Linked DNA regions of Homo sapiens: region 1 is linked to region 2. The links are chromatin contacts, found by Hi-C or POLR2A ChIA-PET in ENCODE. All regions are on one chromosome and are shown on one strand. The core of a region is the stretch at or near the end of the contact, and the rest is flanking DNA. Distances in the headings are between cores, read along the strand shown.

Region 1 (2,700 bases), core at 76-2,575, 53 kb before region 2:
TGTTGTGATGAAATATGCATATATTTCAATTTTTTCAAATTTTAAAAAATTTAAAAATACTTCCTTAGGATAGTTCCTACATAGAAAATTATAGGGACAATGGATACAGATTTATTTGAATTTCTTATTAGAAAGGCTGTTCCAATTTATATTTGGATTAGTATTATATCAGCATCTCATTCAACTATTAATTTTAAAGCCCTTTGCTAATTTGATGGGAAAAAATAGTATCCCAATTTTGTTTAATTTGTAATTCATTGCTGGTTAGATTTATTCTGTATTTCTTCCATCAATTTTTTTTGTTTATATCCTTTGCCTATTTTAAAATTATTTATTTATCTATTTTTAATTGACAAAAAAGTGTGTAAATTTTGGGGTACGTGTGATGTTTTGATCTACGTGTACATTGTTGGAAAGATTCACTCAAGCTAATTAATATATCCATTACCTCAACAACTTAGCATTTTTTTGTGCATGGAGAGGTCATTAAAAACCTATTCTTTTAGCAATTTTAAACTATACATTTTTATTAACTGTGGTCACCATGTAGTACAATAGATCACTAAAACCTTTGCCCATTTTTCTATTAGAAATTTGGTGATTTTCTTATCAAGATGTTTAAGGTCGATATACACTAGAAATAGACACATGTGGTCTATCACATCTACTGCAAATATTTTTCTCGTTTGTCGTCAGACTGTAACTTACTGTGCTTTTAAACAAAGTTGCCCACATGTATTTCTAGTTTTAAAAAAAGATTTGTTTTTACATTTCATTCCTTACCATCTCCAGAATTTATTTTGCTATAAATGGTTTACTTCTATTTTTCTAATAAGTTACTGTAGGTTTAACAACCATTTAGTTACATATTTCAGGCAAAAAGCACTAGAACTTTTCTTTTTGAAACTAGTAGCTGAAGTTGCACTTTGTCCAAAGCCAAAAAGAACCCGCAGATGCCCTTTGTTACCTTAGAAGTGTTGATTCAGATTTTGGAAAGTGAATGATCAAAAAGTGTTGCAGGAAGCTTCAGTGTTTCCAAAGCATTAGCATTAAGGAGAGTGGAAAGGCCTGTTTGTGTCTCTGGGTAAGTAGAGATGACTTAGGGCTTTGGTCTGGGGATTTTCTGTGAGTGCATGAAAACCCTTAAGCAGGGTGGCATTCAAACGCCACTTCCTCTGCATGCTTTCCATAGGTCTGCGGTCACAATTCTGCCAAGAGGTTAGTGAATGGAGGAAGCCCTTTTATCAGGCAATTTTCTAACACAAAAGTGTTTGCCCTTCCTGAAATGAAGTGATGATATACTTGTGTAAAAGAGGAAGCAGCAGGCAGGGTAACTGAATGTTTGTCACTCCTCTCTGGCAGGTTTTAGATGCTTCAGCAAGAAGATACAATTAAAAACATTTCTCACACAAAAATCTCCCCAGCCCACCAACTTGGAGGTAGCCGGTATCAGAAAATGTGTTTTCTTGGCATTCAGTACAGCCAATGGCGGCATTTAAGTAGTTTGTGAAGAGCCAGATTTGACCTGTCATTTGTTCTCCTATTGCAGAGGCCTTTTGCGGCTTTTTGCTCCCCACCAGTCATTCACTGTATTTTGTGACAGTCCCCAATTCTCCTTTAGGGACATCTTGTCCCCTACCCACTCACAAGTGTCTTGGTCTTTCTCCATCACCTGCCACAGTGATTGGCAGGGGCCCAGTGAAGGTCAACCCAGTTTTCTTGTTTGAGCCCCTGAACTGCCTGGCCATCCTGCCATAGGAAGAGCCCAGGGGTGAGTCAGCTACAGAAAGGCCCAGTAGGAGCTCAGCCTTGCACCCTAAAGTCAACTCCCTTCCTGGACATCTCAGTTGCATGAATTAATACATTCCCTTTTCTCTCTTACAGCAGCTTAAGTTGGCCTTCTTCAGGGTTACATTTTTTTTTAAGTCTTTTTTTTCTTTTCTGATATGTAGTCTCACTCTGTCACCCAGGCTGGAGTACAGTGGCATGATCTCGGCTCACTGAAACCTCTTTCTCTTGGGTTCAAGTGATATTCTGCCTCGGCCTCCTGAGTAGCTGGGATTGCAAGTGCACGCCACCATGCCCAGATAATTTTTTTGTATTTTTTTAGTAGAGACGGGGTTTTGCCATGCTGGCCAGACTGGTCTTGAACTCCTGACCACAGGTGATCCGCCTGCCTTGGCCTCCCAAAGCACTGGGATTACAGGCATGAGCCACTGTAATCCTATAAAAGTCTTAACTGATAGAGTTACTCTGTTTTACTCCACATACACACTAGCAATTTTACTCCCTCCTTGCAATGAAAGGTATTGCTTTATAAAGGTATTGCTTTATCTCATTGTTTTACCCTTGGATTATTGAGAATAGGCTTTTTTTTTGTTTTGAGACAGGGTCTTGCTCTGTTGCCCAGGCTGGAGTGCAGTGGTGCAACACAGCTCACTGCAGCCTTGACCTCCCAGGTTCAAGCAATCCTATGACCTCAGCCTCCTGAGGAGCTGGGACTACAGGCATGCATCACCATGTCTGGCTACTTTTTTTACTTTTTGTAGAGATGAGGTCTCGCTATGTTCCCTAGGCTAGTCTCAAACTCCTGGGCTTGAGCAATCCTCCTGCCTTGGCCTCCCAAAGTGCTAGAATTACAGGTATCAGCCGCCGCACCTGGCTGAGAATGGACTTTGTAATAACTTTCCCTATGCAGGC
Region 2 (2,700 bases), core at 57-2,556:
GCAGTTTGCATTAGAGTTGAAGTGTACTGAACTCTTCCTTGGAACTGGCAAATTCTCCACAAGGCACTCAAGGATTCCTTGTCAAGATTGTATAGATCATAGGAAGGTTAATATTCATGTGGGTTGGTGATACTAGTTTCATTGCTACCTGCTTTCACACAGTAAATTTGTTCCTTGCTAGGAATTTTCACAGCTGTGTGCCCAGTTTTATTTTGGTGCAGTAAATATAGTGTGAAATTGGCAGCTCATAAGACTTTATAAGCACCTTACATGCATTATTTCAAAGAGCCAGGGCACATTTTTGCATGAAAAGCTCTTATACAATTATCAGAGAAAAACAACTCTTCAGAATCATCTGCATTATTGCTAACGTTATATAATTTGAAAATCATAATATGTATGTTCACATAGATTCACAGTGTTAGGACTGCAAAAGCAATTGGTACCACACTGTTACAGACTGAAGAGCAACACATTTTTTTCTTGAGTAATCCTTGCAGAATTTTAAGGAAGCTTTTTATTGTTTGTTTGTTTGTTTTTTGCTTTGTTTTGTTTTGTTTTTAAGAGACAGGGGTTTCACTCTTGCCCAGGCTGAAGTGCAGTGGCTCAACCATAGCTCACTGTAGCCTCAGGAAACTCCTGAGTTCGGGCGATTACCCTGCCTCAGCTTCCCAAGTAGCTGGGATTATAGGTGTGAGCTACAATGCCTGGCTCCAGAAAGCTGTTTTTACTTTTCCTCAGATGCTAGTGTATTCTCCCAAAGTGCCAACTCCTTGGTCAGTACTCTGTAAATGGCACAAACAACCTTGTTTACTGAGGAAAATGTACAAAGGTGTGTTGACAGTGGATAACTACTTTGAGCCCCCAGCATTGTGAGGTTTTACCCTGGCTGATCGGGGCCCTTGGAAGAACTGGCTGTATTGCTAATCAGCCCCAGTGGGAGTTGTCACTGTGCTAAGTTCCCCACACCCCCGCCTATCTATCCGCAGTCTGTGGTTTAGCAAAACTGTCTAGTACAAGAGGGGCAACTCTAGGAACACATGGTAGATCCTACAGTGTCCATACATGAGTGGGGGCAGGTCATCTAGAAGCTTGTGGTTGGGGAGCATGTGCTAGTTCACTTGAGCTGGTTTCTCTTTTCATGCCCAGAGAGTTATGTTGGTGGGGAGGGAGCAGAGATTGGTCCATTTAGGAGCTCCACCAGCAAAGTTGTTTTTCAGAGGTACAAACCCATCCCTCTTCACGGCCTGTGTCAAAAACTGCCTCCTCCATGAACCTCTACTTCCTCATCCCGTAACAGGAAGTCATGTCCCTCCCCAGACCTGCCCCTGCTTACCTCCAGCCTTCTAGCTGGTCCGTTGTTGCTGGCTCCTGTCAGCTCCGACCTCCCTGAATTGGCTCCACGGTCTCCTGAGCAGGGCTGAGTGGTGGGTGGTACTCAAGGTTCAAGTAAGAACTCTCTTAGGTGGAGAATAAACAAACAGGAATACTGTTTTGTTTTGTATTGTCTTATAAGGGAATGAAACTAGTTGTACTTGCCTTCTTTTCTGAGAAGTTTGTTTCTAAATTCTTGTGATTTTATAAAGTGAATTGTCATAAATGGAAACTTTTTCTTTTCAGATAATGTGGATGCAAATGATCTTAAGCAGTTTTTTGAGACCAACTATTCTCAGATATATTTCATCTTCTATGAAAATTTTATAGCACTGGAAAATAGTTTGAAATTAAAAGGTAAGCATTTCAGTAGTTTTTTTTTAAAAAACATTCGGGCATTTTTATAAGTTGTATATATCATGAGCCACAAATTATACATTTTTAAGCTTTCTTTCTTGCCAAGCCTTTAGCAAAGCTGTGAGAGCATGGTGGACAGGGTGGCATCTTTGTTTCTCTTGAGCTTTCACTTATATGGATGTTAATTGAACAACACATGGCTAGCAAAAATAGCAGAAGGAACCCTTAGAAAGCATGATTTTCAAAGGAGTAAGTTACTGAAAAAGAAAGAAAAGTAATACATGCATACTATTAAAAAAATTTAGATTCCATAAAAGGGTCTGAAATGAACACTCAAGTGTCTGTTTTGCCCTGCTTGCAGAGGCAACCACTATTAAAGATTTCCTGCATCTCCTTCCAGATATATTATTAATGTATTATGTTTATATATGTTTGTGACTATATTCTTTGAAAATCAAACCAACAAGGTCACATTATACATTCTGTTCTGTATACATTATACATCCTGTCACCTAAGTGGTAGGATAGTGTAGCCTGGGGAGCCAGACTGGGTTGGGAACCTGGCCCCACCCTTCTAGCTGTTTCTCCTTGGGCAAATTAATCTGTCTCTGAGCTGGCTTCCTCCTGTCAGCGTTAAACAGGTTCACAGGTATCCTAGCATTTTAGGACAGAGTTTGACACATAGTCCATGGTCAGTAAGTAGTAGCTGCTGTCACCATCTTCTTTCATTTTCATGTAGTCTGTGGGCTGAATCTGAATCCCCACAGCTCTATGAAGTAGATGTCATTCATTTATTTAAAAAATAAGCCATATGCATAAATAACTGTGAAAAAAGTTAAAAAGTCAGTTGTTCTGTAAGAGAGATTTAGACAGAATTCTGTGGTTCTTGGGAAGTGGGAGAGATGACTTCCTGCTGAGTATATAGATGAGGCTTTGGGGAAGAGGTGGCCTTGGGAATGGACCTTGAAG

What was found. Hi-C counts contacts between places; a loop is a spot of excess contacts on that map. ChIA-PET counts read pairs that join two places held with the same protein, here RNA polymerase II (POLR2A). Pooled maps may share reads with other maps.
Region 1: a loop to region 2 is called in a map with no recorded cell type, with 2.2 times the contacts of the local background. The contact joins two enhancer-like sites. A Hi-C loop is called at or near these places in 1 of 168 maps with a recorded cell type or tissue (heart left ventricle), 3 of 37 single-sample maps with no recorded cell type and 3 of 50 pooled maps. POLR2A ChIA-PET finds 5 or more read pairs at or near these places in 1 of 52 experiments (PC-9).

The regions. Positions count from the first base shown.
Region 1 is chr20:20,733,141-20,735,840 of GRCh38, reverse strand. The region is part of intron 1 of LOC105372555 (a long non-coding RNA gene); the gene reads right to left. Among named protein-coding and RNA genes, the nearest start is that of RALGAPA2, 22 kb to the right of the region's middle. Within about 2 kb of position 1,325, at least 4 of the 41 ENCODE cell types and tissues checked have a DNase peak (open chromatin) inside an H3K27ac peak, as active enhancers do.
Region 2 is chr20:20,679,722-20,682,421 of GRCh38, reverse strand. It overlaps RALGAPA2 (Ral GTPase activating protein catalytic subunit alpha 2), which reads left to right. Exons shown (of 40, transcript NM_020343.4): 2 at 1,621-1,731. Among named protein-coding and RNA genes, the nearest start is that of RALGAPA2, 32 kb to the left of the region's middle. Within about 2 kb of position 1,306, at least 3 of the 41 ENCODE cell types and tissues checked have a DNase peak (open chromatin) inside an H3K27ac peak, as active enhancers do.